Regions from separate parts of the Homo sapiens genome. Here regions 1 and 3 are each linked to region 2. A link is a loop called in an ENCODE intact Hi-C map of the cell type or tissue named here. Cell type or tissue: A673. All regions are shown on one strand.

Region 1 (8,000 bases), 270 kb after region 2:
CATCCATGGCACCAATCCAAGCTCACGATTACTTAGGTTTCTACTTAATTGTCTGTCTTCCCACCAGGAGACAGGCCATATCTGTTATGCTTACTATTGTATCTCCAGTGCTCAATGCTTGGAAAGTAGTTGGGACTCATAAAAATAGGATGTTAAACAAATCAAAGCCAAAGGCTTCCTTTTTACCTTAATAAAGATGCAGCAGGGACATTTATTTAACCAATAGTTAAGCACTACTATGTGCAGTGGCATTAGCAATACAAAGATATATATAGGTGCCAACGTACAAACTCCATGAGGGCAGGAAGTCCTATTCATTGTGAAATTCCTAACGCGTTTCACACAATAAGAATGAAAACACTTAATGAACAGAGACTTAGAAGTCCAAGACTCATTTTTTTCTCTTACTTTTAACTTTTAATTGAATTCGGGAAGCAAGGGAAGCTATGGATTTAGACTCAGAGCTCTGAATCATACCCGCTGTTCACTGATTCCTATCAGAAGGCTTTGGAAATCACAGCTTCAAACAGAGGTATTTTTGCCCTCAAAGAAAATTAAATTTGAAATTCAATCCTTGTTCTGTTTAAATATACTTTGTTGGGGGAAAAGAAGCCTAACAAATACTTAGCATAAGATTGGGTTTGTTGGTAAAACCAACCTTATACCCCACTGTATTAGCACAGGGGTTCTTAACACCGTTAGAAATAGCACTACTTTGAAAGTCTCCTGAGAGCCATGGTTCCTCTCCAATAAAGAATGCACAGAAGCCAACTTCCCCTCTCCCTTCACAATCAAAACATTCTACATACCATTTCAGAGGGCTCATGGGCCCCCTGAGGCCTGTCCATTGTCCCAGGTTAAGAAACCTTAAATTAGAGAGAAGGAAGACTTGATACATGCCAGTTTGTTATTTTGATAGAAGCACAAATTCAGTCCAAAACATCTCTCCTTTGGTCACTCACTTGTCATTAATCTGTCACAGGAACTAGATAATGTGCTTTCTTAAAATCTATGCCACTTGCCTTGGGGAAGCTGGTCTCTGATCAGCCCCTGGAACAGACAGGGACGGCAAGGGCAACACACATGGAGAAAGAGTGAGAGTGGCTGCTCACCTGGGCAGGCGCGACGTGGTACAACCTGCCCACTAAGAGCTCGGGCTGTGCAGGTGGAACAGACCAAGGCTGGAGTCCTGGCTCTGCCAATGACTTACTGTGTGACCAAGGGCAAGCTGCCTAATCTTAAGCCTCTATTTCCTCATCTGTAAAAATCGTTAACAGTCCTTATGAAGACTACTGTTATGAAGATCAAAAAACATCAAATATATATAAAGTCCTCAGAAAAGTTCCTAGCACACAGTGAAGTATTTTCAATAAATTTTAGCTACTATTTGTCGTTATTACCTGGCATCCCGTCCTGAATCAAGAGACACAGCTACAACTCTGAACATGTGCTGCAAACAAAGAGCCATTTTAAACAAAGTCAATTTAACACAGAAAAGCATGAAACAGGCTACCCTCTGGAAGTGGAGCTGCTTTCAAAGTTTGGCTTAAAAAAGTGTTGCCAAAATCAGAATCTCTGCTGAGCTGGAGTCATAGGGAATCCAGTGAAGTGGGAGGTTGAACATTAGTAGCTCTGCATGGCGAGAGAGAAGCATGTTGTTGGGTGAGTGGGTAGACAGTGGGGGGTAAGAAAGAGTCTGGTACATTAAGGAGATCCTGACTCCAAAGTCTTCATTGCTTCATGTGGTAGGACTATCAGAAAGCTAAATAAAGAAATCTGACACAAGTCTATCTTCCTGTTTAATGCTCAGGACAGGGACTGATTTTTAGTTACTGATAAAAAGAACCTGAGATTTACTCAGGACTTTCAGGATAACAAGATGCCTACATATCTACTATTTTATTTACTTCTCAAAACAACTTATTGAGATGAGTAGAGCAGGGATTATCTCCCTCATTTTACTCTATCATAGATCATATCACAGGTGATACTTATCATATCACAGATGGCTCACATCATACCGTATCATAGATAGGTGACTTGTCCAAAGTTAAGGACCCAGTGTTAAGTGGCAATGCCAGCATAAGAATGCAAGTTTGGGGTGATTCCTGTTTCTTATTTATCTCTGTGGCCTGCTCAGTGCTGAACACATAAGAAAATCTACAAGCGTTTGTTGACTTGAACTGACTTAAGGAAAGTACTCTGGATGCCTGGGCAAAGGTCAAAACAGGGCAGGCCAGAAGAACACTCGTATTTGAGGGATGCAAGCAGCAGCCACTTTAAAGGCATCATCTTATTCTGTCACAACCCTGCGATGTTAACCTACCCTGGGGTCACACAGCAGAGGCGGAGCCAGGATAAAAGCCAAGGTCTGTGGGTCTCGAAGGTCTGCATTCTTCACCAATGGAAATAAACATTCTATTTAATTTCTGAGCCTTTTTATTTAATTTGTTCAAACAGTTAATACTCAAACTCCTTCAAAGATCACTAAGTACAATTAGGTATTCTGGTTCTACCACCAGAGTGTTTTTCTAAAATGGAAGAAGCAAATTAGTAGCAGAGAACCCAAACAGATAAGGACTAAGGGAGACCAGCTTATTAAAAGAAGGCAGTGCCCACTGCTACCCTTGCAACAACTGGCAAAATTTAGGGTTCATTACAGAGAGAGCATCCATTCAGAAGTTTCCTCATAAAATCTGATTCTAAAAGGTAGGAACAAGCAAAGAAATAAAACTACAGTCTGGTCTAGTTATAAAGAAAGCTGAACTTTGTGTAGTGTATAGAGAATAAGTTTCAACTCTGACACAGAGATTGAGATTACATTACTAACATCACTAAAAAGGGATAACACACAAATGGCTCCTGTCCCATTCATTCAATCCATCATTTACAGTAAAGCAGAATGCCCATAAGAATTGACTTCAGAGTCTGAAACTCTTGGGATCTAATCCCAACTCCATTAGTTACTAACTTTATATCCTTTGAGAGTTTACATCAATTCTCTATGTCTCAGTATGCACATCCCTAAAAGGCCCTCATATGGTCACTGTGAGGATTATTTCACTGTATGAGAGCACTGTGTATGATTCTGCGAATCCATCAACAAACAAGACGGATGAAGTCGCTGCCCTCAGAGAGCTTAAATCTAATACATACTAACTACACAAACAATTTGAACAGAGAATGAAGTTCAAACTAGTGTTGTTTTTAAGCTCTGGAATAAAAATATCCCCCAAGGGAAAATGCTGAAGAGTTTTCTGTTTCTCCAAATAGCAAATGGTTAAGAATTATATTAATTTGGAGACACTGCTATTTGGTTTTTGTACTAGTATCTTTTCTTACAAGTAGTTTGAAGTCTGGCACATCACGTTGTGTTTAAAATGACACGTTCTAATGAAGCAATGGTTCAGCAATTCCATTTCACCTTAAGCAGGATTCTATGGCAAAATGGCCAAGTCCTCAGGTCTGATCTAGGAAACTCACTGGGCCATCTCTTAGAGCATGATTCTTGGGTCTTCTAAACTAGCCTCATATGTCTCACTTGTTCTCAAAAATGCCTATACAGACATGAAGAAAGAGCTTCCCTTGCATATTTCTTGAATCAAAAATCTAAAAGACCTTTCAATATTCCCCTCTAAAGACTATGCAAGGTGCAGTTGTATGAAAGGGCTGTGGGGCTCCCAGGTCCATAAATGATCTTCTAGAATAATCTATTTAGAATGGAATTCCTTTTAGATCCTCTATCAGAAGTGGAACAATTTTTCTATCTCAGGTCACTGACCCATAAAGCGGGAGAAGTTCAATGGATAGCTAAATGAGTTCTAAGGTACACTGTTAAATTTTAGTTTAGGAGCAGGGGATCTAAACTCCTCAAGAAATAAGTAAAACATTTCAGTTCCATAATAAGTTCACTTTAAGGAGAAAGAGGGAGAATAGGAGAAGTAAAAGGCCTGAAAAAGACAAAAGTAGAGAGGCAAGTAAGGACTGAGACAGACAAAGATTTATAAAGAAAAAAAAAAAAATTTCCAAGGGCACCGAGAAGAAGATAGACATTTTTGAGCAACACACCCATCTTGTGGCCATTTCAGATACTGCCACACCAAATTTAATTCTTGAACCTTTGCAATGGTAAGAGACAGTGGAATGCGTTGGAAAGCATTGGGAACATAAGAGTCAGAGGCCTCAGTTCTACTAGGGTGGTCTGTCACTATACAGCTGGTATGACTTGGGTAAGTCACTTGATGTGCCCTATTGTATCTCACAGGGTATTGTGAGGAAGAAATAAGATGCTTTTAAGAACTATATCAATACTACAAATTACAACAATATCATAATATTAAAACACAACAATGGTCGGCGCAGTGGCGCACACCTGTAATCCCAGCACTTTGGGAGGGAGAGGTGGGTTGATCACTTGAGTCCAGGAGTTCGAGACCAGCCTGGGCAACACAAAGAGACCTTGTCTCTACACAAAATAAAAAAAAAAAATTAGCCAGGAAATGGTGGTGCATGCCTGTACTCGCAGCTACTTGAGAGGCTGACATGGGAGGATCGTTTGAGTCTGGGAGGTTGAGGCTGCAGTGAGCCATGACTGTGCCACTACATTCCAGCCAGGGTGACAGAGCAAGACCCTTCTCAAAAGACCAAATATCACAACAATGACAACAAAAGTAGCTATCTTTTTCCTAGACTGGCATGTGAGGCAAAATATTTCCAATTCTCACCTTGATTATCAGGAAGTACAGTTAACCCTTGAACAACACGAGTTAGGGGCACTGACGCCCTGCGCACCTGAAAATCCACGTGTAACTTCTGACTCCCCCAGAATTTACTTACTAATGGCTTACTATTTACCAGAAGCCATAATGAAAACATAAAGTCAATTAATACATATTTTGTACATTATAGGTATTATGTACTGAATTCCTACAATATAACAAGCTAGAGAAAATATTAAGAAAATCGTAAGGAAGAGAAAATATATTTACTATTCACTAAGTGGAAGTGGATCATCATAAAGGTCTTCATCCTGGTTGTCCTCATGATGGGTAGGCTGAGGAGGAGGAGGAAGAGGGGTTGGTCTTTCTGTCTCAAAGGTAGCAGAGGCAGAAGTGGAGGAGGCAGAGGTAGAAGGGGAGACAGGAGGCATAGTTGGTATAACTTTTATTGAAAAAAATCCACGTATAAGTGGACCCATGCGGTTCATACCATGTTGTTCAAAGGTCAACTGTACAACTGAGTAAACCAAGCCACAATTTACAAACATTTAAAAAATAATGGAAAGAGATTTCAGTGAGTTGCAGAGCAAAAGTTACCTTTGTAAATTCCACATGAAAAAGTTCAAAAGCTTGTTTCCAAACAAGCTTTTGGAACCACATATCATGAACCGCCCTTTCGAGGTCTAATGGACTCAAACCACAGATCCTCATGTGTACTCATACCTCACGCAAGCCACAGAATGCAGGGCTCAGGATGCACTTGCCAATGACTTCCTAATTTTGAACTGGCAAGTTACCACTGAATTATCACTTTGCCCATAACAGGTTCAACTATTGTGTGTATCTCTCTTAAAATTTTTTGGTATTAAGTATAGCTGCCAGAAGACAACAAATCATCACTAACTAAACTGTACATACCATAGCTCACCTTCTGGCAGAAAAATCCCATTCTCTTATGTTCTGGTGAATCTGTACTCTTTTCAGGCTATGAGCCGATTTCAAGAAAAACTACTATCTCACCTGAAATCATGTGCAAATAGGGGGAAACATCCAAAGTGTACCCCAAACATGCAAAGTTCTCCAGGTCTAGAAGGAATTATATATCTAAGCACAAAATATATGTGCTGTGCAGACACACTGAAGGCAGCCTTGTCAGACTTAACTCATTGAAGGCATAGGCAAGAAAAAAAAAGACATTAGATACCTCCTATCTGGACTTTCCCCACCTTTCCATATATGGAAATAAAGGATCCATATATTATTAAAGTGTTTCAAGCTAATGGGAATCCAAAAGGTAAAACTTCTGGCTGGAAACTATTAAGCTTTGCCCAAATCCATGTTAACTCTTCTTTGTAAAACACATGGTAGACACTCAACAGTGTATTTATTCATTCACTTATTCAATCGATATTTATAAGCGAGATCCTGTTCCTGGTACTGTGGATTCAGCAGTAAGCCAAAGAGATTGTCTCTTCTGCTGCACAGCCTCCATTCCAGTAGGGAAAAATAAGATAGGATAAGGACGTAATGGCATAAAGGTTGGGGGAGCTGCTACTTTAGATACTGCAATTTGAGAAGCTGTGGATATATGAGCCGAAGACTGGATGAGGGGACAGTGAAGCCATGCAGACATTCAGGAGAACATTACAAGCAGAGAGACTGACCAGTGCAAAGGTCTGAGAACAGCAAGGAGGCCAGCGTGTCTGAATTGGAAGGAGAAGGGGGAAACGTAGTAGGAGAAAGAATCAGAGTTTAAGGAAAAACTCTAAAATCCAATGAATCTTTATGTATAAAACCGTTCACATCACAACAACAAAAATTTAAACAAGAGTGGCGGGCCGGGTGTGGTGGCTCACACCTGTAATCCCAGCACTCTGGGAGGCTGAGGGGGGTGGACCACTTGAGGTCAGGAAGTTGAGACCAGCCTGGCCAACATGGCGAAACGCTGTCTCTACCAAAAATACAAAAAAGTGGCTGGGCATGGTGGTGCACCTGTAATCTCAGTTACTTGGGAGGTTGAAACAGGAGAATTACTTGAACCCGGGAGGCGGAGGTTGCAGTGAGCTGAGATTGCGCCACTGCACTCCGGCCTGGGTGACAAAGCGAGACCCTGTCTCAAAAAAAAAAAAAAAAAACAAAACAAAACAAAAAAACAAAAAAACAAACAACAACAACAAAAGCAAACAAATTTAAAAAAGAAACAAACAAGGGGGCACAGTTAAATAAACTGTAGCACAGTGAGGCAAATTCAAGCAGAGGAATTATATAACCATTTACAACTGATTATTTACACACAATATCTCAGTGAGGAAAATCCGTATAATTGCATGAAACAGGAAGAAAAATGATACTGACTGTATGAACTCAATTATTTAAGAATGCATAAAAAACATTTGGAAAGAAAAGGAGCAAAATTGAATGCAGGATGCCTCTGGATGGTGGAAACGTGAGTTTTCAGCAAAGGAGACATGCGATAGAGAAGAGCCAGGGAGGGAGCCACTGTGGAAACAGGAAAGGATGATGATGGTTAGATTAGGATGTTAATAATGAAGGTGGCGGTGATCAGAGTCAGGATATATTCTGACGACGAGCATAGATGTGGAGTGTGAGAAAGAGAGGAGTCAAGAGGACAGCAAGGTTTTTGGCCTGAGCAACCAGGTACCCCTAATTGAGATGGGGACACTGAGAAAGGGGATTTTGGAGGCAAAGAAATCATGAACAAAAAAGAGGCAGCATCCTCTTGTGTGCTGAACCAGGCTGAGGTGGGAAGAGTGACTCAAAGAATCTCAGAACTCACTTGGTTCTATCTATGCTTTGTGCAAACCTATTTTCTTTGAAAATATTACTGTAAAATGTTTGTTATCTACTTAACGATCAGGGAGGAAATAATTATAGTCGTAGCCATCATTTCTTGGACCCTTACTAACTACCAGGCACTATGTTAAACACTGTACATACGATATCGTCGCTAATCCCCACATATAAAAGCACTTAACCATAGTACCAAGCACATGGTAAACTATCATTAACTGTTAGCCGTAATACCTATGAAGTATGTAACATTTTAAATAGAATGTAAACTCTGATGATTATTTTAATTACCAGAAGTTCTATTTCCTTTTTTTTTTCTAATCCACTATTCATTTTATATTATGATTTCTACTGTTTCTCAGGCTAATAGGTAGTTTTTGTATTCCTCCTTTAACAGATAGGGGAGCCATTCAGAGGTCTTAACTTTATGCAAAGGCCTCACTTTTTCAGCTGCCTCCTAAAGGCCCAAAA
Region 2 (8,000 bases):
AGAAGCCCCTCTCCATGCCACAGGAAAAGCAGAGGCCTCACAGCGTAAGAGATCTGGGTTCGAGCCCAGCTCAGCCACTGATTAGCCGGTGACCTCAGCACGTGACTTCCTTCTCTGGGCCTCAGTCTCCTCACCTGTAAAATGGTGGCGTTAGTGAGCCAAGGCGACAGTGCCAGCTCTCTTTATCCAGCTTCTCAGTGATCCCCCAGAGACCCAGGCAATCCCAATGGGGGGCTGGGGGGAGCACGGCAAGTCAACCACCACCCTCTGGTTCTCTGGATGCACAGACACAAACTCCCACACTTTCACAGAGCGGGGAGGTCACCCGGCGCAGGTCCAGTCTCCTCTGCAGCCCGGCCCCCAGCACTGTCCTGCAGCCGCCACACTCCACCTTGTGGCCAGACCTGGAAGTGTCTTGTGAGGTCTGGAGGGTATGGAGGGGGGCTCCCCCGACAGCACCGGGTACAGGAGTCCCACGTGACGGGGAGGAAGCCAGGGAGTCGCTGGACAGCAGGCAGGACGGAGGTCAGACAAGGGCACACCATCTTGACCGCTCCCTGGTCCGGATCTGGAGAAGGCAGTAAGAGTGGGCCAGCTCCTCTGAGATGGTCCCCCAGGTGCATCCACTTCCCCTGTCCTCCCCACCTGGGAAGGGAATCGACATAACCTCAGTTTACCCCCCCCCCACCCACCAGCAGCACTGCAAAGTCAGCATTGGCCCCATTCTATGGATGAGGAAACCGAGGCACAGAGAGGTGAGCAGCCCAGCACCAGTGCCTGGCAGGATTCGAGTTGGGTCTGCCCGACTCCAGCCTTTCCACTGGTGAACCTCCGACTGCAGGTTACTAACTGCCCCTCCACTAGCCTGAGCATGACTTGCTGCCACCTCCCTGGCTGAGGGGACGCTGTCCTGGGCCGGGATTCCCACCAACTCTCAAGCTGATGGGCACATGCGACAGCAAGGTTCAGTGGTTGGGAGTCCCAGCTTTGGCATCAGGCAGACCTGGGTTTGAATCCGGTTCCTGCTCTCTGCCCTTAGGTGAGCTTTTGTTGGTCTGTTCCTTTTCTGCGTCTTAGTTCTCCCATCTGTAAATGGGATCATCACAGCATCTGCCTGAGAACATTGCAAGGACTGGGCGGCTGCTGTCAGAGCCTCGTCGTGGGAGGATAGTGACCCTCCCCACTGAGGAGCCCACCAGAAGGAACCCCTTCAGACCCTTCCAGGTGACTCCTGCTCTGGATCATTCCCCAGGGTCTCACATCTCCCTTCTCAGGGTCTCACTGGTTGTTCTGTTTGTCCCTACTCCCCACCCAGAGCCGCCCTTGCCCTGCTGGCACCTGTGGGCTGTGTCATGCTGGCTTCCTTCCATCTGCTTCCTGGAAAGGTGAGCCAGTGGGAGGCACAGGCCGGAGATGCCAGGGAGAGAGGAGATGGAGGTTGGGGTGTTTCTTCCCCTCCTTCTCCCTACATTGGGTATTGGGGTGAGAGTGACTGCAGCTCCAGCTGAGGCCCCTTCGGCTCTCACGGCCCAGGTCCCCCTGCTCCCTCTGTGTCTGAGTCTGGGGCCACCATCAGCCCTGACCTCACTGGGTTTCTCTAAGGCCTTCTCCATTGTCACCCATGCCCTCCTTCTTGGAACTCTGTCCCTGTGGGCTCCCCAACCCCTGCTACCCTGGTCTCTCTACCTTGTTAACCGTTCCTCACTCCTCCTCCCAGAATGTTGTGACCTGTCCGGGTCTGTCTCCAGCCCCCTGCCCTCCTCACTCCACATTCCTCCCTGGACAAGCGTGTCCATGCCCCAGCTTCAGTGACCAGACCTCCACTCCCTCCCAGCCCAGCTCTCACAGGCTCTCCACCAGTGGCACTTAACCTTGTCTCAACATATGTATGCTTGTAACTTCCAAAAGAAAACCAACCCAATGCCCTAACTGAAACATCAGAGGCAGACACTATAGGCCAGTGGTGAGGTGCACAGATGCTGATTCAAATCCCGGCTTCTCCACTTCCCAGCAGCACTGCAAGGTCAGCACTGGCCCCATTCTATGGATGAGGAAACCAAGGCACAGAGAAGTGAGGTTGGCCCAGCACCAGTGCCTGGCAGGATTCGAGTTGGGTCTGCCCGACTCCAGCCTTGGGTAAGTCACCTCTCTGTGCCTCAGTTAGCTCCCTGGTAAAAAAAAGAGACAGCAACTGCACCTTACTGCATAGACTTGTCTTGAGGATTAAATAATTACTCATCAAGCATTTAGAAAAGTGTCTGGCAATGTCAAGAGTTAAATGAGTGTTGGTTAAATTAATACATAAAGGGCCGGGCGCTGTGTCTCATGCCTGTAATCCCAGCACTTTGGGAGCCGAGGTGGGCGGATCACCTGAGATCAGGAGTTCGAGACCAGCCTGGCCAACATGGCAAAACCCCGTCTCTACTAAAAATACAAAACTTATTCAGGCATGGTGGCGGGCACCTGTAATCCCAGCTACTCAGGAGGCTGAGGCAGGAGAATCGCTTGAACCCGGGAGGTGGAGGTTGCACTGAGCTGAGATTGTGCCACTGCCTTCCAGCCTGGGAGACAGAGTGAGACTCTGTCTCAGAAAAAAAAAAAAAAAAGAATACATAACGAAGGTAATTTAAGGTGATCCATTATTTCAAATTGTAAATGCTCCTGTTGAGTACACTATGCTAGCAGACACAATAAAGCAATGAGAAGTGTGTGCCTACACAGAACTCCACTGAAGGTGACAGCCACAGATGCACACCAATGTGGGGAAGGTCCCGTTGGCCGCTCAAATCCCATGAGAAGATCTGCCATGAAGTATGTAGTTTTTCAAAATGGTGGCGAATCTGGGTAAGGCTCCAAACAAGATAAGGCGCAATCTTCCTAAAATGTGCATGGAAGGCATAGTTCTGGCAAATCAGTCTTCGCTAAAAACCACGCAAAGATGCTCTCCGTTTCTATGCAAGCCAGACATGTGCTCTAATCTTAGACAATTACAGACAGGTGTTTTCCCTCTGCACGCGTGCCTGGTGGGAAATGCAAAATCAAATGGCACATGGGCCAACCCTTCATGATGTGGACTGTTCCCAACATCACAGGGTGTTTGGCATCCCAGGCCCCATCCACTAACTCACAGTAGTACCCCCCAGTCATCATGATAACTGAAAGCACCCCACAAATGCCCAAAACGATGCCCAGGAGGCCCCTGGGTTCTACACCAATTGCCAGAGGGATTTTTTTCAAATCTCAACTGTGTCTCTTGCCTGGTGACCCCCAGTTGCACGAAGGCCAAGTCTAAATTCCTGAGACTCATGCCCAGAACGCTTCATAACTCAGTCCCTGGCACAAACACAGATCAATATCCTCAGCCCCCAGCTCCTCTGCCCACCTCTCTACCGTTCAGCGTCTCTCCCTCTGCCCCTACTAAAATCTCTCTCTCTCTCTCTCACACATACACACACACATGCACACACACCCCTGGGCCAGTGGCCAGGTTTTGCCCACAAGTCTTTGATGCCAGGGTCTGCTCCCTGGAATGCCCACCCCGCCCCCACCTGACTGAGTGCCTCTTGACACTGCACTGATCCTTGAAGACTCCAACTCTGGCATCATCTCCTCAGAGAAGACTTCTCTGCTCCTCCCCCAACCCCCAGGCTTCGTCGGGGCCTCTTCTAGGCTCCGACAGACCCCTGGGCTTCCCGTAAGGCCCCCAGCACTGATCCTGCCCTGTTCTCCTCACCAGTGTAGGCATCCGTACCCATCCTAAGGCAGGCATGTGGTAGGATGATGAATACACAGATGAGACTCACTCAGCCCTCACCACTGGGGAGCTCATGTCTAGAGGAACAGACTCAAGGACAAGGCAGAGAGGGGCTGGCTTAGAGCCCAGTGGGAAGCCCAAGAGAAGGCCAGCTGCAAAAGGGCAATTCCCCAGGGGAGGTACCACCATGGAGTAAGAACAGGAGTTTCCAAGTGGAGAAGAGGCAGAAGGCATACCTGGCTGAAAACCAAGGATGGTCCAAGGTCAGGTGTGAGAGAGGGCATTGTACCTTCAGGAACTGCAGACAGGTCATTATTACCCGGGGTCAGGATGCAAAATGGCAATGATTAGAAGTGAGGCTGGTGGGTCGGCAGAGGACAGATGGCACAGTCTTTGTAAGGTGCTAAGGATTTGGACTGTGTCCTGAGGGCACTGGGGAGCCATAGAAGAGGTGAAAGAAGGGGAACGACGTGGCCAGGTTTGCATGTGGCAGAGTTCCCTCTGGGAAGAGTGAAAGCTGCACTGAAGGAGTGCATGCGTTGAAATCACCCAGGGAAAGGCCACGAAGCTTGAATCAGGACGGGGTTGGGTGGAGTCACAGAGAGCAGGAGTGGGCATTTGGGCATCAGGAACAATAGAATTTGGTGTCCGCTGGGGTTGAAACAAGGGAAATAGCCCTAGTGTATCCCCAGGATCTCAGCTTGGTGAACCCCCAGGAGTGAGGGTAGAGACTGGGGGCTGGCAAAACAGCTTGGGGAGGGTGGCCAGGACAAACAACCCCCAGTCCTCCCCTGGATGAAGGTTAGACTGTAGGCCCCTTTTCAGACACTAGAGGGAGCTCCAGGATAGGCCCAGGCTCCCCTCTCCAACCAGCTTAGCTTCCACCCGCTCTGGGAGGGGGATAGAACCCAGCTCACCGTTCAGATGTAGGTCCTGGGGGTCCTATCGGAGCCTCGCCCAAGTCCAGTGGCCTCACTGTCTCTGGGCCACCTCCTCCTTCAGGCACCGAATTGGCAGTGGAGAGGGGTCTTTTTGAGGCGGGAGCAGGCGGAGGCAGACTTTAGGAACTGCAGACAAGTACAGCCAGGCTGGGCCCTTCTAACCCTGTTCCCGCCCCCTGCCCCTACGGGAGAAGGGGAGTGACTCACCCAAGGTCGCATGGACAGAGCACCCCAGGTGGGATGGAATGGACTCTTGAGCGGAAAGAGCACAGCAGCCCTTCCAAACCCCTTCCTGAGCCTTCCTACAAAAACCGAGGTAAGGGGGGATTCCCGTGAGCCACCCCCCGCCCCAGAATCCTGGGACACCTTTACCCCGCAGGAATGTTCTGGGGTTGGGATTAACAGCAGCTTCGTGGGTGGGGCCCGAGCGTGAATGGCTGCCACATTTTTTAAAATTTATTTTTCTTTTATTTAGAAACAGGGTCTCTGCTGCCACCCAAGCTGGAATGCGGTGGCATGATCTTGGCTCACTGCAGGTTCAACTTCCCAGGCTCAAGGGATCCTCCTGCCTCAGCCTCCCAGGCAGTTGGGACTACAGGTGTGTGCCACCATGCCCAGCTAATTTTTTCATTTTTATTTTTTTAGAGATGGGGTCTTGCTGTGTTGTCCAGGTCAGTCTCAAACCCCTGGATTCAAGTGATCCTCCTACCTTGGCCTCCCAGTGTTGGGATTACAGGAAGGGGCCACCACCCTCGGACTGGCTGCCATATTTCAATGGTGTTCTGTACTTTCTGGAGATGCACCTATTTTGCTGTGATGCTGAGGTACAGGGGGATAGGACCTTCTGGGGTCACCCAGAGAACCGTGGCAGAGCTAAGGCTCAAACTGAGACCTCTAACTCCCAGCCCAGGACTCTCCCCAGCAATGATTTCATGGAAGGGGTTAAACTCGGTCTGTGTCTGGAGTCAAAGCTAAATGTCTCAGGTCAGGACTCAGTCTGCAGCTGAAGTCAGGGCTTAGTCTGAGTCCAGGATCAGGGCTCAGTCAGCCCAGGGTCAGGGCTCAGGACAGTTTGAAGCTGGAGGCAGTTGCTTCTGATGGAGATGCCATCTGAGTCCTCACCCTGGGTTCGGGTCTTCCGGCCACTGAAGCTAAAGCTGGACAGGACATCATCCATTCATTCATAATGCATTAATTCACTCGCCAAGTGTTTATTAAACACCTCCTGTGTGCTGGGCAACATGGTAGGTGCTGAGATTACTAGGGAGAACCAGATTGCCCGTCCTTGGGGAGCTCACAGTCAGACCTGATCCTCCTCAGAGCATCCAGAGGGGGAAGGATGGAGAGGAGTTAGCCAGAGGAAATGAGGGGAGAGATGGGAGTCAGGAGAGCAGCATTCCAGGACAAGGGAATATCCCTGGACAGAGGCTGGAGGCAGGGGAGGCTGGCAGAGACACGGATAGAAGGGGACAGAGGGTGGCAAGGCTGCGGTGCAGAGAGCAGGGAGGCAGCTGGAGAGGAGGGGGCCACTGGGAGTCCACGGCCACCAGAGAGGAGGGGATCCTGGGAAGAATCTCCGCAGGGCAGTGTCATGGCAGCTTGGCATTTGGGAAGGATCACCCCAGCTGCAGAGCAGGGAGTGACAGGATGACAATTTTAGGGAAAGTGACTGGCATCTCTACTTGTCTAAATGGCACAGTCTTTTAACATTTTATGAAAACAAGAAATGAATAACAAACGGAGACACCGAAACAGGAAACCCTTTTCCTATTAAATCTGATGGAAAGAGCAAGCCCAAGCCCAAATCCTGCCAAAAGGATTTTACAACCTGCAAGGAGACATGCCCGCGACGTGGCAGAGCTCCCCGGAAGCTGCCTTCTCTGTGCGGCTGAGCACCCCGAAATGCAGTCCCCCTTGAACAACATGGCGCTCACTGCCCAGACAGGGAAACCGAGGCTTGATAGGGGCAGGGGCTGACCCACGTCACATGCCAAAGTTGGAACAAAGACTCCTGATCTTCATGCTTGGACCTCTCTCTGTACACGTCATGCCCGTCCACACCCCCACACGTCACACACATACATCACAACGCACACACACTACATGCATACAACCCCACACATCACACGCCACACACACAACACACACACCTGCACATATCACACACACCCACGCACGCATCACACACCCACATACATCACAACACACACTACACATATATAACCCCCAGACATCACACACCACACAAACACACACACATTTCACATCCACATACATCACAACACATACAACCCCCACACTTCACACACACCATACACATAACACACAACACACACCTGCAGACATCACACACCATACACCTGTACACAACACACACACATCACACAACACACACATCATATACACATACCCACACACACCACACACTCATACACCAACACATACATAATATGCAACACACACTCCCACACATATCACACAACACACACATCATACACAACATACATTACATACATCACTACACAACATACAACCCACACACCACACCCTCCACACACATCACACACACACACCAGCATACACATAACACACATACTACACATATGCAACCCACACACATCACACACAATATACACCTGCACACATAACACACCCACACAGGTGCATCACACACCACACACCTGCACACATCACAACACACACACCACACACCCTCATACACACACCAACACACACATCAACACACTACAAACAACCCACACACAGCATACACTACACACCTGCACACATCACAACCCCCACACATCACACAGTGTACACATACATCACAACACATACATCACACACAATACCCACACATCACACACCACCTATACACACCACACAACCCCCACACATCACACACCATATATATCGCATAAGCACACACATCACATGCCACACACATTCATCACATGCCACACACATCACAGCATGCACACACACACACATATCATAACCCCTACACATCACAGACCACATACACACCATACACACAGCACTCCACACCTTACAAACCACACATATGACACATACACCCCCACAGACATCCGACATCACACACGCATCACGTAGCGCGCGCGCGCACACACACACACACACACACGCGCGCGCACACACCCTCCCACATGCCGGAAATGCTCTCCAAATTCAGATACGCAAATATCTGTATACATACAAGATTCTACAAACACACATAGACTGGCTAACACAGACATGCACTAGTCTGGATAGACGTGTGTGTACATCCACACAATGCCCCCCAG
Region 3 (8,000 bases), 520 kb after region 2:
TATATAAGGAAGTGGTTCTTATCTTTACTGGTTTTCTCTTCATTAATACAAAAAAACGTTGTTTAGGCTGGGTGCAGTGTGGCTCACGCCTGTAATCCCAGCACTTTGAGAGGCCAAGGTGGGCGGATCATGTGGTCAGGGGTTCGACACCAGCCTGACCAACATGGTGAAACCCTGTCTCTACTAAAAATACAAAAATTAGCCGGGTGTGGTGGCGCGTGCCTGTAATCAGGAGCGTGTGCTACTCAGGAGGCTGAGGCAGGAGAATTGTTTGAAACTGTGAGGCGGAGGTTGCAGTGAGCCGAGATCGCACCACTACACTCCAGCCTGGGTGACAGAGCGAGACTCTGTCTCAAAAAAGAAAAAAAAAAGGTTGTTTAATCTGATTTTTAAATAAGAAAGACATTCTGTTGCAACAGATGGAACACCCTGCCATACACACACCACCACCACCACCAGAGAAGGAAAGTTAAGGTGAGAGAGAAAGAAAGAGAAACAAGGGAGGGGAAAGGACAAAAGGAGAGGGAGCAGAAAAGGCACAAGGGAAGAGAAAGGAAGGGAAGGAAAAGAAAAATAAAAGAATTCAGGAAATGAAGAAAAAGAAAGAAAAGACAAGACAGATGGGCAAGCTGTTTATCTCAAACAGTCCTCATATGGTTTGGTGTCATTCAAAATCATCTCTGGACCTTTAATTCTTATAGAAAAAATAAAGTAACAGGACAAATTTGTTCTAAATTTACAAAAATATTGGTAGAAAAAATCTAACATGAGAAACTCATTGTAAGACCAAATCTTGTTTTGCCTCTGTTATGATTTGGAAAAACTGTAAGAGTGGATCAAGTCTTGGAACTCATGCTTCAAGGAATTTAATCATTTATTTTATTTATTTATCTAGCTATTTATTTATTTATTTTTTTGTGGAGATGGAGTCTCATTCTGTCTCCCAGGCTGGAGTGCAGTGGCATGATCTCAGCTCACTGCAACCTCCTTCTACCGGGTTCAGGTGATTCTCCTGCCTCAGCCTCCCAAGTAGCTGGGATTACAGTAGGCATGCTCCACTCAGCCCGGCTAATTTTTGTATCTTTAGTAGAGATGGGGTTTCACCATGTCGGCCAGGCTGGTCTTGAACTCCTGGCCTAAAATGATCTGCCTGCCTCAGCCTCCCAAAATGGTGGGATTACAGGCATAAGCCATCGTGCCCGGCCTATTTAATCACTTATATATGAATTTCATTCAGTTACTTCAAAATTTTAAATATTTTTAAAAATAGCCTATAAATCTGGTTGGATCAAGGTTTCCCTTGCTTAAAGATAAATGCTTTAGCCGTCACAAGACAGCTCATGGGTTGTTTTCCCCACTAGGGAATACCTTTAATATACTCTACTGATAAACAGCCCAACAAAAACCTTACAGTAGCGGTAAAATACCTTTAAAACTATAAATTACATACAGTATGCTCATTAAACAGAAACTTCATTATCCACATCATTCCACATTTCTTTTTTTTTTTTTTGAGACGGAGTCTCACTCTGTTGCCAGGCTGGAGTACAGTGGCATAATCTCAGCTCACTGCAACCTCCACCTCCTGGGTTCAAGCGATTCTCCTGCCTTAGCCTCCCCAGTAGCTGAGACTACAGGCGTGCGCCACCATGCCCAGCTAATTTTTGTATTTTTAGTAGAGACGGGGTTTCACCATATTGGCCAGGATGGTCTTGATCTCTTGACCTCGTGATCTGCCCACCTCGGCCTCCCAAAGTGCTGGGATTACAGGTGTGAGCCACCATGCCTGGCCCATTCCACATTTCTAACAGGAAAAATGAGTGGTTCTGTTGGATATTATTAGATAGCTAACTCATGTACACATATTCCTGACAGATGCAAGCTACATTCCCAACAAAGACATCACTATATCTATACAACCAGGAGACTGAATATATTAAAAGGTCTGAATTTGAGACCAACGTGGGCAACATAGCAAGACCCCATTTCTACTTTTTTTAAAAAAGGTTGAATATGGCCGGGCGCGGTGGCTCACGCCTGTAATCCCAGCACTTTGGGAGGCCGAGGCGGGTGTATCACGAGGTCAGGAGATCGAGACCATCCTGGCTAACACGGTGAAACCCCGTCTCTACTAAAAAATACAAAAATTAGCCGGGCGTGGTGGCGGGAGCCTGTAACCTGGGAGGCGGAGATTGCAGTGAGCCGAGAATTGCGCCACTGCACTCCAGCCTTGGCAACAGAGTAAGACTCCGTCTTAAATAAATAAATAAATAAATAAACCAGTGTCGGGCAGTTCTTTATAGCAGTATGAACTGCCTGACACTGGGTTATTTATTTACAGCAGTATGAAAACGGACTTATTAATACAGTATTCTTGAATGGGTGTGTGTTTGTGTGTGGTATTTTTTGACTCCTCTGAGGGCCTCAGCAAACAGCCTCTCTGAAAACAGGCAGGTACAGAAATTTGCAGACAATTTCAGGTGGTCCTAGAACCACAAATTAAGATCCCCTACCCCAAATTAAGAGCCCTATTTTAAACAGTGTATCTTTCTAGAATATTTTCTATGATTCAATTTACCCAAAGCTTTCTATGAGCAACTTCACGGTTGTGTATTGGATACTTCAACAAGGGCTCAGAATTTGAAATCATTTTAGGTTTTAAAAAAGTTGCAAAAACAGACGACAAAGTATGCCTGAGGAAAAAGAAAAAAAAGTTGCAAAATATCATAGTATGGCTTTACCCTGGAAGAAGAAAACAAAGTTGCAAAAATAGGATAGTGCTTCCCTAGATTCTTCATCTAATAGAATCTCCAAAAGTTCACATCTTACATAGTATAATTATTAAAACTATTGATACAATACTACTAATATGAATTAATAGGCCTTATTCAAATTTCGTCAGTTGTCCCATTCATGTCCTTTTTATTTTTCTTTTTTGAGACGGAGTCTCAGTCTTGACCCCCAAGCTGGAGTGCAGTGGTGCGATCTCAGCTGTCTGCAACCTCCGCCTCCCGGGTTCAAGCGATTCTCCTGCCTCAGCCTCCGAGTAGCTGGGATTACAAGTGTGCACCACCATGCCCGGCTAATTTTTGTATTTTTAGTAAAGACGGGGTTTCGCCATGTTGGCCAGGCTGGTCTCGAACTCCTGACCTCAGGTGATCTGCCCGCCTCGGCCTCCCAAAGTGCTGGGATTACAGGAGTGAACCACCGCACCCGGCCCCATGTCCTTTTTCTATACCAGGAGCCAATTCCGGATTTCACATTACATTCCTGCTCTGTCACCCAGGCTGGCCTCCAAGTCCTGGGCTGAGCGATCCTCCCGCCTCAGCCTCCTGCGTAGCTGGGACTACAGGCGCGCGCCACCACTCCTGGCTGCCGCTTCTTTAAAATGGTGAAACCCCGTCTCTACTAAAAATAGAAAAAATTAGCCGGGTCTGCTGGCGGACGCCTGTAATCCCAGCTACTCTGGAGGCTGAGGCAGGAGAATCTCTTGAACCCGGGAGGCGGAGGTTGCAGTGAGCCGAGATCGCGTCACTGCACTCCAGCCTGGGCAAGAAGAGCGAAACTCCGTCAAAAAAATATATATATATATTTTAATCTATGCCCTGTACTTGAGGGATTTGTGCTCTCGGGCAAATTACCGAACGTCTCTGAGTCACTTTTCCGTCTAATAGACGTGATGCGATGAAGAACCAATAAAAAACACACTTTGAATGGCTTCGGAAACTTCGAAGGGAAGTGAATACATTTTTCTTTTCTTTCTTTCTTTTTTTTTGAGACAGTCTCGCTCTGTCGCCCAGGCTGGGGTGCAGTGGCGCGATCTCGGCCCACTTCAACTTCTGCCTCCTGGGTTTAAGCGATTCTCCTGCCTCAGCCTCCCGAGTAGCTTGGATTACAGGCGTCGGCCACCAGGCCCGGCTAATTTCTGTATTTTTAGTAGAGACGGGTTTTCAACGTGTTGGCCAGGCTGGTCTTGAACTCATGACCTTAAGTGATCCGCCCGCCTCGGCCTCCTAAAGTGCTGGCATTACAGGCGTGAGCCACCGCGCCCGGCCTGTGAATACATTTTTCTTATTGCTTGACGCTGGGTCATACAATTCACTTTTTTGTTGTGCAGATTAAAACCAAAACAAAGCAATTAGGAGAGCGTTGTTGTCGAGGTGTTTTGTTCCAAGGTAGGACCCGTAGCTTCTCCCCTGCCCCTCAGCTGGGAGTAGCGGCTTCTGATTGGACAATGCGCGTCCGCCACGACGCAGGAAGGCCGCCTCATTGGTCCGCGCTGTCGGGCTTCGGCGGCTTTTCTCTTTAGCGCTCAGGGCGCTGACCCACTGCTCTTCCTCTTAAGAAAGTGCTCCATTCCTTCCGGCGCCCGGAGCTGCTGGCCCAAAGGGATCCGGAGCGAGCTAGGGCAGGTAACTGCATTGGGGTCCACCGGGAAGCGGCAGCAGCTGCGGACTACGGGAGGGAGTGGGGTTGGCGAGCTTGGGTAAAACTGCCCCTTCTTCGCTCTGTCTCGACCCCCAAGTTCTCCGCGTCTTCCTCGTCCCCTTTCCTCCTCTGGCCCCACCTCCCCCGGGCCCTTCCAGCCTTCCCCCAAAAGCTCCACACACCCCTCTGCTTCCCGTCCGGGGGCCCCGCCTCCTCTGCTCGCGTCTCCAGGGGGCCCGCCCTCGTCTCCTCCCCGCAGCGGTCCCTCCTTTAGGAGCGCAACTCCTTCCCTCCCCTCCGCCGCTGCTGTGTCCCCCGCTTGGCCCATTCCTGGGCCTTAAGTTTGGTTTTGTTCCTTCTTGGCACCTCCACCTGTCTCTCCATGATCCCTGTCTCCTTTGCATCTGACTGCTGGAGTCCTCCGATTCTCCCGTTGACCCAGGCTGCGAGTTTAGCAAATTGTGCAGCGGCATTGTGCTGGGCTTTGGGGATAGAGGTAGTGACTAGAGGTCCCTACGTTCAAGAACTCCTTGCCCGGTGGGAGAGAGTCACTTTGTAAATGGAGTATGATAGGCCCGGTGATAAGTCTTTAAGGCAGCCGCATTCCTGCTGAATTCTCAAGCAGGCCTCTGGGGGCTAAGCTGCATCTTTTCATCAGAATGCCCTTGGCTACTTCTGATGCAGAAGCCTGGTCCTTTATATTTTTAGTTTTTATTTTTTTTTGAAACAGAGTCTCGCTCTGTCTCCCAGGCTGGAGTGCAGTGGCGTGATCTTGGCTCACTGCAACCTCCGCCTCCCGGATTCAAGAGATTCTCGTGCCTCAGCCTCCTGAGTAGCTGGGAAAACAGACACCCGCCACCACACCTGGCTAATTTTTGTTTGTTTGTTTGTTTGCTTTTACTAGTAGAGACAAGAGTTTCGCCATGTTAGCCAGGCTGGTCTCGAATACCTGGTCTCAAGTGATCCTCCCTCCTCGGCCTCCCTAAGTGCTGGGATTACCTGCGCGAGCCCGGCCATCATAGTCCTTTAAACCCTTGGGAGTTATTAAAATCTTTGTATGGGCCCTTCTTTTAAACTGTCAGAATAGGTAGCGTTTCAGAGACCATCCATCCAAGCCCTCAGGGTGTTGTCTGGGAAGTTGAAGGCTGGTGACAGAGAGTGATTGCCTAGACAAATAGTGACTCAGCATTGTACTCTTGATGCCTCTTTTTGGGGTTTTTCCTGAGGATACTTAAACAATTTTTCAATTAGGCAGCAGTCTTAGCTGGTGGGAAAACTAAAAGCACAGATAAAACCACTAGTCAGTAGATTCCTCCAAGCCAGTGCAGGTGGCTTGTACACTTAACTCAGACTAGAGTAATTTATACCTCAGGCTCTTGGAGTCAGGAATCCCTGGGGTCTGGTCCCAGCTCCGTCATTCGCTGTTAAGCTTGGTGAAGACTCTTCCTTTATCTGAGCTTCAGTTTTACCTTCTGTTAAAGAGTGTGATAAGCCCTAACACACAGGGTAACGGTAGGGATTTGTTAAGATTTTGGTTATGAAAATAATCACTTTAGTGTCCTGGAAATTGTAGGATCTCAGCACAGGCGAGCCCCCTATGCTTCAGATTCATGTCTGTCTGGCTCAAATCAGCAAAGAACCTGATATGCTTTCTTTTTCCAGACACCATGACCACCCTTGATGATAAGTTGCTGGGGGAGAAACTGCAGTACTACTATAGCAGCAGTGAGGATGAGGACAGTGACCACGAGGACAAGGACCGAGGCAGATGTGCCCCAGCCAGCAGTTCTGTGCCTGCAGAGGCTGAGCTGGCAGGCGAAGGCATCTCAGTTAACACAGGTACTGAGAAACCCTGGGCTCTGGGAACAGGCTTAAAAAATGTACATTAAATACATATTAATTAAATACATATTAATAAATTAATTCTCCTGATCACTTTTAACTCTGGTCCCACTTTCAGAGGTAACCTAGTCTTTTCATTATGTGTGCTTCTAGCCTTTTAGTGCACAATACAAATGTATGTGCATAGCAGCATGGTAATGAACACAGACTGGCCTGGATTTGAATCCTGCATCTCGTATTAACAGTTTGATATCTCATAAATCACAAGTATGAGTATATGGGTAGTGCAAATTCCTAAAAATGGCATATTTACACTTGTACATTTTAATATTGTCAAATTGCTGTCAGTTGAGTTGAGGTGGCAGTAGTTTATAGTTTAATCAGCAATCTGTGTTTCTCCGTACACTTGACCTCCTACTGTGTTATGAAACTCCTTGATCTTTGCTATTGTAGTAATTCATTGTAGGTTTATTTCCGCCCCCACCACCTTTTTTTTGTTTTGTTTTGTTTTTTTGTTTTTTAAGACAAGTTCTCACCTTGTTGCTCAGGCTGGAGTGCCTTGGTGCCATAATGGCTCACTGCAGCCTCAACTTCCTGAGCTCAAATGATCCTTCTGCCTCAGCTTCCATGAGGTTCCTCTCTTAAAAAGCTGGGACCACGTGTAGCTGGGACCACAGGCGCTTGCCACCGTGCCCAGCTAATTTATTTCTTTATTTTTTGTAGAGATGGGGTCTCACTTTGTTGCCCAGGCTGGCCTCACACTGCTGGCCTCAAGCGATCATCTGCCTCAGCGTCCCATAGGCATGAACCAATGCACTGGGCCCATATTTATTTTTAAGAGGGAACCTAAACTTCTTTTCATAATTTTAAGAGAGATTTTTATATCCTTTGCTCATTTAAAAAATTAGGTGTTTTTTTTCTTCTTGGGGAGCTATAAAGGAAATTAATCTGTGATATGAGTGGTAAATATTTCTTTCAGTTTGTTGTTGTCTTTTGACTTTATATTCTTTTGTTCTTTTCCTGGATGAAAAATTTTATTTTTATGTACTTAAAAGTATTTTATAGTTTCTTAATTTTGCATTTTACTTAAAAGGCGTTTCTTCACCCTACTTTATAAAGGGCCTCACTTTGCTGTATAAAAAGGTTCTCCTGGCTGAGCACAGTGGCTCACGCCTGTAATCCTAGCACTTTGGGAGGTTGAGGCGGGTGGACTGCCTGAGCTCAGGAGTTCGAGACCAGCCTGGGCAACACAGTGAAATCCCGTCTCTACTAAAATACAAAAAGTTAGCCAGGTGTGGGGGCATGCGGCTGTAGGCCCAACTACTCGGGAGGCTGAGGAAGGAGAATTGCTTGAACCCCGGAGGCAGAGGTTGCAGTGAGCCAAGATCATGCCACTGTACTCCAGCCTGGGCAACAGAGTGAGACTCTGTCTCCAAAAAAAAAAAAAGATTCTCCTATACTTTTCATTAGTATTTTTGTGATTTCATTTTTTACACTTAAATATTGATTCATGTGGAATTCACTTTGATGCAGGGTGCAGTAGGGCTCCAGTTTAATTTTTTTTTAGATTGCTACTCAGTTGTTTCAGTACTGCTTAGTGAATAAGCCATCTTTATTATCTTGAGATGTCACTTTTATTATGTACTGAATTTCTCTGTTTATGTTGGGTCTTTAGCTGTACTATGTGGTCTCTTCCATTGATTTGTCTTTTACTGGGCTGTGTCATACTG

The links. A loop is a pair of places that touch in the nucleus more often than their neighbours do. Peaks named below come from ENCODE experiments on the same cell type or tissue, not always from the same donor. Only the 100,000 strongest peaks of a DNase experiment are listed, where the experiment ranks them.
Region 1: a loop joins it to region 2, with 13 times the contacts of the local background. A loop is called at or near these places in 90 of 110 quality-filtered maps.
Region 3: a loop joins it to region 2, with 8 times the contacts of the local background. A loop is called at or near these places in 14 of 110 quality-filtered maps.

The regions. Positions count from the first base shown.
Region 1 is chr9:123,078,093-123,086,092 of GRCh38, reverse strand. The region is part of intron 19 of RABGAP1 (RAB GTPase activating protein 1); the gene reads right to left. Among named protein-coding and RNA genes, the nearest start is that of MIR600, 30 kb to the left of the region's middle. In A673, a CTCF peak has its summit at 4,088 (motif pointing left); DNase peaks (open chromatin) are centred at 72, 352 and 4,132; H3K27ac peaks cover 4,256 bases.
Region 2 is chr9:123,346,631-123,354,630 of GRCh38, reverse strand. It overlaps a transcript of CRB2 not described here. Among named protein-coding and RNA genes, the nearest start is that of CRB2, 5.6 kb to the left of the region's middle. RefSeq lists enhancers at 134-303, 1-471, 4,404-4,903, 4,904-5,405 and silencers at 434-483, 504-613. In A673, CTCF peaks have their summits at 388 (motif pointing left), 4,369 and 4,570 (motif pointing right); DNase peaks (open chromatin) are centred at 390 and 4,620; H3K27ac peaks cover 2,595 bases.
Region 3 is chr9:122,824,883-122,832,882 of GRCh38, reverse strand. PDCL (phosducin like) reads left to right here and starts at 4,295. Exons shown (of 4, transcript NM_005388.5): 1 at 4,295-4,412; 2 at 6,091-6,267. The coding sequence starts at 6,096. RefSeq lists an enhancer at 4,099-4,393. In A673, no CTCF peak of the experiment used is centred here; DNase peaks (open chromatin) are centred at 4,222, 4,622 and 4,912; H3K4me3 peaks cover 2,304 bases; H3K27ac peaks cover 2,486 bases.